Regions from separate parts of the Homo sapiens genome. Here region 2 is linked to region 1. A link is a contact called in ENCODE Hi-C or POLR2A ChIA-PET data. All regions are on one chromosome and are shown on one strand. The core of a region is the stretch at or near the end of the contact, and the rest is flanking DNA. Distances in the headings are between cores, read along the strand shown.

Evidence for each region. A loop is a pair of places that touch in the nucleus more often than their neighbours do. ChIA-PET counts read pairs that join two places held with the same protein, here RNA polymerase II (POLR2A). Pooled maps may share reads with other maps.
Region 2: a map of heart right ventricle shows a loop between it and region 1 (4-fold over the local background). The contact joins the promoter of ARHGEF37 here to the promoter of ABLIM3 in region 1. A Hi-C loop is called at or near these places in 4 of 168 maps with a recorded cell type or tissue (HepG2, dorsolateral prefrontal cortex, heart left ventricle and 1 more) and 2 of 50 pooled maps. POLR2A ChIA-PET finds 5 or more read pairs at or near these places in 1 of 52 experiments (PC-9).

What each region holds. Positions count from the first base shown.
Region 1 is chr5:149,139,413-149,144,943 of GRCh38, reverse strand. It overlaps ABLIM3 (actin binding LIM protein family member 3), which reads right to left and starts at 3,451. Exons shown (of 24, transcript NM_014945.5): 1 at 3,290-3,451; 2 at 2,836-2,935. The coding sequence starts at 2,848. LOC124901102 (a long non-coding RNA gene) reads right to left here and starts at 2,828. Exons shown (of 2, transcript XR_007058988.1): 1 at 2,155-2,828; 2 at 1,346-1,511. RefSeq lists enhancers at 2,029-2,528, 2,529-3,030 and a silencer at 3,336-3,585.
Region 2 is chr5:149,579,749-149,585,398 of GRCh38, reverse strand. It overlaps ARHGEF37 (Rho guanine nucleotide exchange factor 37), which reads right to left and starts at 3,901. Exons shown (of 13, transcript NM_001001669.3): 1 at 3,775-3,901. RefSeq lists enhancers at 1,724-1,893, 4,111-4,240 and a silencer at 3,851-4,030.

The sequences.
Region 1 (5,531 bases), core at 2,202-4,701:
GAGGGCTGACTCTTTGTATAAGCAGGTTCCACAGGGCTGACTGCAGGACTTAGTATGCACAGTTTTACCAATCCCCATGTGTACAAAGGGATGATTGTAATCTCATGCTTTGCCTCTATTTCAGTGTTGACATTTGAATCATTGATTAGGAGTTGTACTCAGTGTCAAATGTGTTACACATCCAAGTACCTTTCATAACCCAACAATTAACTGCATGACTTGAAGAAGCCACTGAGCATTAACTACAACGTTTCTGAACACAGCTTCAAATTTTCACCCATAAAATGAGTAAAAACACCCATCTCACAGGTTGGGTGGGACAGTCTGGTGAGCTCAATCAGGGGAGTGCTTAGCATGGTGGCTGGTGGAGAATAAGGACTAAATAAATAGAAGTGAAAGAAAAACTAAGCAAGAGTTTCTATTAGGGACAATATCAGGCATGAGGATCAAGTTAAGAATTTCACATCTCAAAGGGGAGCTTTTTTGCTTAGTCAGGTGACCCAAGGACCTCCTGCCAATGCCCTATCCATATCACCCTATGGCTCTGTTACTCCTTTTCTTGTGAGGTCTGATGTCTACTCTCTGCATTTGCAGACTCGTGGGTTTGGGAGGTACCTCCATGATGATGGAGTTAAGCCCTCAAAGCTCTGTGCTTGCTGTGTCCCCCAGGTGTCTGTTTAGAGAAGCACTTCCTCCTGGGGGGAACCCGGAGGGCTTCCAAGGCTGCTGAGCCATTCTCCTCTGTTCATTTTCCATTACTGCAAAATTCACACACTCTCCCTGCTTATAAAAAGTAGTGGCATTTTTGCCAGTCCTCATATTCTGCAGTATCCAACTCTATTGATTCTTTTTTCTTTTCTTTCTTTCTTTTTCTTAAAAGAAGGATAGTCTGTTTCCTTCTTTCAGGAATACTCAGTGTTACTAATAGGACAAGAGTTCCTTAGCATTCCAGAGAGAGAAAAGGGCAGAGTCAGTTGCCTGTTTCTTTTCTTAGTTCCTTGAAAAATAGATGAGCCATCTTTCTTTTCTGTCACTTAGTGGGAAAGGACTCTCATAAATACATTTTTTTTTCCTAGAGATAGTGAGAAGTGACAGGCAACTCACATCTTTATTTGCCTGAAAACATGCAAATGCAAACATGTGACCCACTAGCTGATAGAGGCTACAGGATTTTCCTCTTTTCCTGAGCCTGGTATGAAGCCAAAACACCATTCCAGCCTGTCAAAATCAAAAGGCAAAATTCTTTGGCTGTAAGAGGCAGAGGGAGTCCAGCCACACTCGCTAGCTTAGCATAGATATGCAATACACAAAGGAAGACAGCAGAGAGATGAATCATACAAATACGTAGTAAATAAATATATTTTATTTTCATCTCAGTAGCTTTTGCTTTTTTTTTTCTCTTCCATGCTAGGAGGTGGGGGTGGGGTGGGGTGTGTGAGGAAATAGTAGGTTTTGGCTGGATACAGCTTCAATAAGGTCTTGATAGTTCTGGCCTTGTTGCTCAGCTCTAGCTTTTTAAGAAAAAAAGTGTAGATTCTTAGATTAGAAGGCTTTCTTTTATTATTATTATTATTATTTTTTGAGACAGAGTCTCACTCTGTCGCCCAGGCTGGAGTGCAGTGGTGTGATCTCGGCTCACTGCAACCTCTGCCTCCCAGGTTCAAGCAATTCTCCTGCCTCAGCCTCTTGAGTAGCTGGGATTACAGGCCCACACCACCACACCTGGCTAATTTTTGTGTTTTTAGTAGAGACGGGGTTTCATCATGTTGGTCAGGCTGGTCTCGAACTCCTGACCTCGTGATCCACCTGCCTCTGCCTCCCAAAGTGCTGGGATTACAGGCATGGAACACGGTGCCTGGCCGATTAGAAGGCTTTCTAATTCAACCCCTCTCATCATACAGATGAGCAGTCTGAGATGCAGAGAGGGGACTGATAACAAAGTCATAGACCCAGGGAAGTGACTGTTCATAGGGGTTCTCTGGTTCAACAGCCCTATGCGATGCTGGAATAACCTAGACAGGCCAAGCTGACAAGAGGGCAGGAGAGTGAGTCTGGAACCAAGATATGCCCTCCCAGGTCACAGCGCTACATTGAAGAGAAACAGACTGTGCCTTCTTGAATTTCGGACTGCATTCTCAGTAGCTGAGGCCCTACCTGGCAGCAAAATATCTGGTCCTGGCTCTGCAAGCAGTTGTTGCCTCTGGCATGTTAGAGCCCTTGGCCAAAGGGCTGTTCCTGTCTTCTTGTTCTCAAGGATAGCTAACCAGCCTGCAGGTACATAGAGAAACCAGCCCTGGGCCCACCGGGCTGCAGGCACTCGGGAGCTGGATCTTTCACAATCTCCAGACCCAAAGGTGGCTTGGCGATTATTTGTTTATCAAACTGCGGCTTCCCAGCCCACTGCCTGCCCACACCCACCTACCCTCCCGCCTGCCCACAGGCCAGCCTCCCTGCTCTTCCCACCTCTGGGACAGGCAGGGCCCTCCATGGTTTTCCAGATGTGTGCAGGGAGTTCTCCTCAGAGCCCCCACAGTCAGACAATGGCCACACACTGCTTCCTAGGCCTTCCCAGGCAGTGCTAGAAGGAGACGAGCAGCCTTCCCAGGAGAGGCGGCCGGCGCCGCTGATAAAATATTGGCAAAATTATCACGAAAAGCCAGAGTCATGAAGCTATCCCTCTGCCAAGGAGCACGGAAAGCACCAAAAAAGAGCCTGGGGGTCATGTGTCCAGAGATGCCAGGCTTCCTTCCTCTTTCCAGGCAGCCCGAGCGCAGGCTCCCTCACCTCCCGCCCCCACCCCTGTTCCCATGGCAAAGGAGAGGAGGATCCACTTACTGCTAGTGTTCATGGTGATGTCTTTGCACTGGGTCTTTCATTCAATACGGAGGCCCCGGCTGCTTTTTAAATCTTCCGTTCTTCGAACCTCACTCATCACCTGGGGGGTGAAAAGGCAGTCCAGTGCCAGCTCTGTATCCTCAGGTGCTCTCTCTCCCTCTGCTGTCCCCTCTCTGTCTGGGCTGTAGCCCCTGGCCTTGAAGGCGCGTGGACTAATAGGCGCAGGTGAGAGCAAGGAGAAGGAGGCGGCAGGACACCGGCGCCCCGGTCCTCCTGCTCCTCAGATTGGAATCCCGGGCAGAAGTGGGGTTGGCAGCGCCTGCTCGCGCGCACCCCGGACTATTCCTGCCCAGCGGCTCCGGAGCCCAAAGGGGGTGTGGACCACAGGGAGGCAGGGCGGGGGCAGCGCGTCCCCGCCCGGCTTCAAGGAGCAGCGACCCGCCCCGGAACCCACCTCTCGGCCAGTGTCGGGAGCCAGAGGCCCCTGCCCCGGCCCCTGCGACTGATTTCATGAATCCTGGTCCTCGTCTGGGGTCTCGAATTCCAGGGCTAGCAATGCGAAATAGGGGAGCTCGACATCCATGATGCGGGCTCGCGGGTTGGCAGCGCAGGGGGCGCGGCCGCTCGCTGCTGCCACCTGCTGGACGCACCGGCGCGTGTCCGAGGCCCCGCCCCGCCGGGCTTCTGCCTGGGCCCTAGGGTGTGATGGGAGATGGACGAGGCCTTGTGAGATGGACGAGGCCTTGTGTCCTGGGACCAACGAGGGAGTGCTTGAGCGCTTGTTTTCCCTCCCTCGATCCTGGGGTTCTAAGGGCTCGACAATGATAGGAAAAGAAACATCATTAGGAGGGGCCGTGAAGGAAAACCTGGCTTTGCAGGAAGACAGTTTCCACCCGGCTCTGCTCTGGCAAGCTTGGCGCAGTCTAGGCTCAAGCCGGTCACTACCGTCTCTGCCTCATCTTTCTCAACTATGAATATGGCGTCTGGACAAGTGGATAACACGTAAGGGGCTCTTCCAGCCTCCCAGCGTTTATGTCCCCTCTTCCCTCACAGATTCCCTTTATCCTCTATCGCTGATTCATCATTAGAATTGTTTATTACCTCTTTTCCCCACGAGAATGTTAGCTCCGTGAAAGAATGGGTCTGTCCGTAGGGTTCACCTACAGGCCCCCAATACCTAGCACAGGGCCCGGCATATAGTGGCTACCAATAAATATTTGTTGACAGAGCAACCCAGACATTTTCTGGGTTTAATATTACACAGCCCTAAGAGTAGACTGCCTAGGCGCCCCACCCTGAAACACTTCCCCGTCTGAGGAGAACAGCAGGTATGTGGCCTCACAGGTCCACCCTAGTTTTCATATGGTCAACTAACTCTTCCCCCAAGTTGTTGTTGTTTTTTTTTTTTTTTTTGTAATTATGTCTTATACGTGTGTATTGTAGAAGTTTATATTCCAAAGTGTTTTAGTCACAATTGATTCAGTGGGGTAGGGCTCTTTACATTCCTGTGACTACTTACTCTGTCACTTTCTGAACCTAATTCATGATCATAGAAGCATGACTTTTGAGTGCTGAAAAACAAGACTGTGAGGGCACATGATCCTTGTCTATAGCATGACTTCAATTAGAGCATGTGCAGACTCAAAAGGCTGTGAACACTCACAGCCCCAGCTTAGACAAGGAAACAGGGTGTCAGAGAGGCTGGGCAACGTGCCCTAAGACACACAGCATCTTGTGGCAGAATCGGACCAGATCTTCTCACTTCTAGCTTGATCCTGTGTGAGAGTGGCTCAGTGCACTAAAGTCTGGGATATCAGTGTGAGATTAGATAGCTGCCCTATTAAAATTGGGGAAAGACAAATACGATGTTTTTATACAATGCTTTTAGATAAATACAACGTTTCTACCTTACACAGGGAGGAAAAAAAGGATATGGCTCATGACCCCGAGAGGTGATCAGGATTAAAGAATCTTTGGATAAACCTAAGGATCAATAGATTTGAAACACATTTGATAGATTGTTAAGAATTTTGTCCACATGTTCTCACTCATAAGTGGGAGTTGAACAATAAGAGCACATGGACACAGGGAGGGGAACATCACACACTGGGGCTTGTTGTGGGATAGGGGACTGGGGGAGGGATAGCATTAGGAGAAATACCTAATGTAAATGATGAGTTGATGGGTGCAGCAAACCAACATGGCACATGTATACCTAGGTAACAAACCTGCACGTTGTGCACATGTACCCTAGAACTTAAAGTATAATAATAATTTTTTAAAAAAGAATTTTGTCCAATGGGGTGGAGGTAAAAATAGCCCTAATGTCCTCACGGTCGTTCTTAAAATTTTGTGTCGATAACAAACGCCTGAGATACCTCCAAAAATGCAGATTCCCAGGCCCTGGACTCCCTTGCTCAGCATTTGAAACAAGCATCCCAGGTGATTCATAGACAGCTCTTTGAAAAGGGTAGAGGCCTAAAATAGCTTTGAAAACGTAAGTGATTAGTAAATATTTAAATTATTCCACTTTATGTGTCCTCTACATTTTCAGATGGGATTCCTTGTTCAGTTTCCAAGTTGCAGGTAACTTGCTAGATTCTAATGCTTGGAAAAACATTTTTCTGGGAGAAAGTTCAGATAAATTAGACATGTAAAATTAACTGTTCTATTCCATGAGCATATTTAGTTATCAC
Region 2 (5,650 bases), core at 2,652-5,151, 440 kb before region 1:
TTCTGTTATATGGATATACCACAATTTGTCTCTTCACACACTGAATAAACAACTGTTTGTTTCCCGTTTCACTATTACAATAAAGCTGGACCTAGGAGTGAAGTTTCCGGATAACATGATAAGTGTATATTTAACTTTATAAGTTAAGTGTGTATTTAACTAAGATCTTTTTGAAAGTAGTTGTACCATTTTACATTGCAACCAATGGTATATAAGAGATCCAGTTCCTCTACCTTCTGGTCAACATCTGGTAGAGCCAATCTTTTCATTTTAGCCATCCTAATAGTTATGAAGTGATATTTCACTGTGGTTTTAATGTGCATTTCCCTAATGAGTAATGATCTTGAGTATCTTTTCAAGTGGTTATTTGCCACCCATATATATTCTTTGGACAACATTTAGAAAAATTGTTTAAATAATGAAAGAGGCTCTTGCTCATTATATAACTAAATAAACAATATAGAAACATATAAAGAAGGCCGGGCATGGTGGCTCATGCCTGTAATCCTAGCACTTTGGGAGGCCAAGGCAGGCAGATCATCTGAGCTCAGGAGTTCAAGACCAGCCTGGCCAACATGGTGAAACCCTGTCTCTACTAAAAATACAAAAATTAGCCAGAAGTGGTGGCACATGCCTGTAATCCCAGCTACAATCCCAGCTACTCAGGAGGCTGAGGCAGGAGAATCACTTGAACCCAGGAGGTGGAGGTTATTGTAAGCAGAGATCATGCCATTGCACTCCAGCCTGGGCGACAGAGCGAGACTCCATCTCAAGAGAAAAAAAAAAGAAAAAGAAAAGAAACATATAAAGAACAGTTTATAGTCAAAATTAGAAAAAACATCCCAATATTTTAGAAACTACTGTGAAACAAAATAGAGCCACAGAGCCAAAAAGGGAAGGAATTTTCCAAGTCACTGTGCTTACAGAAAAGGACTTCTCTGTGTTGATAAATAAATGATTGGAAGTGAGGCGGAAAGACAGCAACAGACATCCCCTCTCCCATACGCAGACAGACATACACATTCTCTCTCTCTTTCCTGGAGGAAAAACTCCCCTTTATAAATACATGGAAAGGACAGGTGGTATGTGTCTTAACCCAAATCAAACAGCAGCTGTTTGTCCTTAGCCATATTTCCCCAGTTCTATTTGGAAGGCCTAAAAAGGTCTTCCAAAAGAGGAAGGAGACAACACAGTTTTTTTTTAAAGCAGTTATTTTTATAGATAAGTGAGTCTGCCCAGGCTCTGTCATCACAAGTTTGGATCCATAGATTTAAAGTTCTTGAGCCTTCCAGTATTAGGGAATTAAGAAAATAATAACAATTATTAGAATTATAAAATTCTCTGGGCACAGTGGCTCATGCCTGTAATCCCAGCACTTTGGGAGGCTGAGGTGGGAGGATCACTGGCATCCAGGAGTTCATGACCAGCGTGGGCAATATAGCAAGACCCCGTGTCTACAAAAAGTAAAAAATTAGCCAGGTGTGGTGGCATATGCCTGTAGTCCCAGCTACTCAGAAGGCTGAGGCAGGAGGATTGCTTGAACCTGGGCGGTTGAGGCTGCAGTGAGTTGTGACTGCATCACTGCACTCAGCCTGGGTGACAGAGGAGACCCTGTCTCTAAATAAACAAACAAATAAACAAATTCTTCAGCCTATTAATAAACAAGCAATAGGCTTTGGACAGTCAAGCTCTACAAATGCCATTTTGCTTCTGTTACAGCACATGAAAACACATTCCCTACCTCATTAGTTAAATAAAAAGCCATTTATTTGATCTAGGGCAGAATCAGCCAAGGCACTGTTTACCACAGTAATCTGCTGATCCAAGAGGGATGTGAGCCAACTGCCAGCAACTCCTATTCCCTGGCAGAAATTCAGCTGAGGCTCTATTGCTGAATAAGGGTGGGTGCTGCTCAGGTCCCAGTTTATGTCCTCTTTCCTCTCATTTAAAAACAAACTCTATAGGCCAGGCACAGTGGCTCACGCCTGTAATCCCAGCACTTTGGGAGGCCGAGGTAGGCAATTGCCTGAGCTCAGGAGTTTGCAATCAGCCTGGGCAACACGGTGAAACCCCATCTCTACTAAAATACAAAAAATTAACCGGGCATAGTGGCGTGTGCCTGTAGTCCCAGCTACTTGGGAGGCTGAGGCAGGAGAATTGCTTGAACCCGGGAGGCGGAGGTTGCAGTGAACCAAGATTGTGCCATTGCACTCCAGCCTGGGAGACAGCGAGACTTCGTCTAAAACAAACAAACAAAGAAAAAACAACAACAAAAAAACGGGGTGTTGACCCCATTTGAAAGAGGCAAGTGAAGCCCAGTAAACACTCCTTGTTACAGTATCTGGTAGTTTCTACTTTCAGCTTTTGACTTGGAGTCAAATATTGAGGGTAGTACCTTGCTGCACCCTTATTTAGGATACCATCACGAAGGTATGTGGTGTGGTCTGTAAGTCATAATAGGGCTGACTTTATTTTTTCATGTTTATAATTTTTTAAATTGTATTTTATTTCAGATACAGCCCAATTTCTTCCAGGTCATCACCCTTTCCTAATTCCCACAGCTTTGATGATTTTGTGTGTCATCACTTTTTTTTTTAATTAATTAAATTAAATTTTAAACTGTGTACATAATAGATGTACATAGTTTCAGGGTACCTGTGATACTTTAATATATTTATAAAGATCAAATCAGTGTACTTGGGATATCCATCACTTTAAATATTTGTCTTTATGCTAGAACCATTCAAATTATTCTCTTCTAGCTATTTTGAAATATACAATAGATTATTGTAAACTATAGTCACCCTATAATCGTCAGCACTTTTATTGAGCATATATTATGTCAAGCACTAGCCTTTATGTTCATTCTTAAGTCTGACAATAACCTGGAGGATGAAGCAGACACTCTCATCCCCCGTCTACACATAAAACTAGGCCTTGAAAAGGTTAAACTATGCTTCCTGGATCACACAGCTGGCTGTCTGGACGCACAGCAGGTACTCCTCCACCAGCTGCCTCCCTTCAAAGGAGCAAAGAAAGTGCTCTGAAACCACCCTGCCTGAGTAGCAGCCTGCAGGCATTCCTTACAGCAGGAATTCATGTCAAATCTCAAACTGTGCACAAGGCTTTGTGTGAACCCTTCTGCTGGGAGTGGACACAGATCTCTAAGGGGTCAGGGACCCCCAGAAGGTTAAGAACCAGTGCCTGGGCAGGCTGTCTGCTTCCCCACTGTAAGTTTCTGGCGTTCAGAAGCCGGACGTTCTGACTTCTAGTCCCAGCTTTGGCACGACTTTTCTGAGGGACCTTAGCCAAGTCACCTCACCTATGGATCACGGATTTCTGTTCTCTTTTTTCCTGGCCTTGACTGTCTATTCATAATTATATTTTGCTTGGCAAGGATTCTTTACCATTGTTTGTATTTTTCCGTTGTTATAATGTATGCATTCTTTCTAAAAGCTGTCTGAAATCCTGCACGGAAGAAGGCAGAGAGAAACAGGAACAAAGAATAATAATGTTTTTCCAGGCCGGCTAACCTCCCTGGGCCTCAGTTTCCCACCTGTAAAACGACTAGGGTAGGCCATATGGACCAGGTGGCTTACATTCTCATAAGGCTCAAGACACAAAGCTAGCTACCAAGCAAGTTGGGACCCGGGAGGTCGTCGCATCCTGCCTTTCTGTCCCACCTCCCTTTTCTGATCCTCCCAGCAGCTGTTTCCTGCACCCCTCTCCAGCCCCATCCTGCTTGACCAGGCCCCAAACGCCCAGCGGACTCACCCGCGCGCGCAAGGTGCCTGCCGGCGCTCACGCACGGAGGTCGGCCGCCCGGGCAACAGCGCAGCCGGGGCAGGAGGGGCGCGTCGCCCAGCTCCCGGCACCCGCGCCGCTCCGGGTGGCTGTGCCCACCGAGGGCGCTGGCGGGCGCGGCTATGCCCACGCAGCTGCCTGCGTGCGTGCGCCGCGAGGGGGTGGCTGGTCTCCAGCCTTTGTTAATTGTCTTTCTGGAGCCAGGTTGTTTTCTGTTCGCTGCTCCCGGAGTCAGCCCCGGCCGGCTCGGAACCGTGCCCTGGCTGGCAGCCAACCCGAAGGATTGCAGGCGGAGTTTAGCGACGTGCCGGCACCCACCCTCCCGCGGCCTCTCATTAAGCCACCTTCTCCGCGGGCTCGTCATCCAGAAAACAGGAGCCGGCATTTAGGCCACCCGGTGGGAATGCTGACCCCGGTATTACTGGATACCTTTGCTCCTGCCCGAATCACCAAACTGTAGGGCTGGGCCTCAATTTAATTCTTAGTGTTGGCTGCCGAGGAGCCCTTGGTTCTTGCCCCAGCTCTCCTGGGAGCCCTGCACAACCTTAGCCAAGTCGGCCAGTCGCTTCCATGACATGACGGTGTTGGTCCATTCTTTCACTCTACTGGGAGCAAGACACTGTTCTGGGCACAGAGAACACAACAGTTAACACGATAGACAAGGTCCTGGCCTTATTGGGCTCCTGTGCAAGACACTAAACCCACCATTGAAAGTGATAGTTGCTATGAAACGCATGTAAAGTTTCATATCGGGGCAACCAAACCTTGTTTGTAGCGTCAGGAATGGACTAGATTAGCTTTTCTCATTCTGCCACTTCTTTTATTCTTATTTTCATTTTTAGGGCTTAATTTAGGGCTTATTATTTATTATTACTGCTGGTAGTAGTCATATTGCTTACTAAGGGCCAGGCGCTATACTAAATGTTTTACTTGTACTGTCTCAATTATCTCATTCACAATTTCTCTAAGAGATAGGTATCATTATTATTATCCTCATTTTCAAGAGAGAGAAACTTAAGCTACAGAGGTGAAAATAACTTGCCCATGACACACAACTACTAAGTGACAGTGCCAGTATTCGAATTCAGACTATCTGAGGGTTCAGGCTGCTTAACCACCACTCTACACTCAGAAAAACATGAAAACCAGAAAAGTGTCTCCTCTTGAATGTGACAGATGAGGGCAACTGAAGGGGAGAGGGGTGGTATAGCTTGCAGAAGAGAAAAACCAAGGGTGCCGGGCGCGGTGGCTCACGGCTGTAATCCCAGGACTTTGGGAAGCTGAGGGGGGGGCAGATCACGAGGTCAAGAGATCGAGACCATCCTGGCCAACATAGTGAAATCCCATCTCTACCAAAAATAGAAAAATTAGCTGGGCGTGGTGGTGCACACCTGTAATCCCAGCTGCTTGGGAGGCTGAGGCAGGAGAATCACTTGAATCCTGGAGGCGGAGGTTGCAGTGAGCTGAGATCACGCCACTGAACTCCAGCCTGGTGACAGAGCGAGACTCCGTCTCGAAAAAGAAAAGAAAGAAAAAAGAAAAGCAAGGGAAGCTGAGGACTTTTCAAAAAAGTAGCCCTATGGATTAGACCTAACCTGTATGATCTTAGAGGCCACCAGGATGCAGAAAGCTGTAAGGAGATGCATTGCAATTTAAAATGTAAGGAAGAACTTTTCTAACAATTTGAGTATTTCAAAAATAACATCAGTTGGCGGGGCACGGTGGTTCACGCCTGTAATCCCTTTGGCACTTTGGGAGGCCAAGGAGGGTAGATCACTTGAGGTCAGGAGTTCGAGGCCAGCCTGGCCAACATGTTGAAACCCCGTCTCTACTAAAAATACAAAAA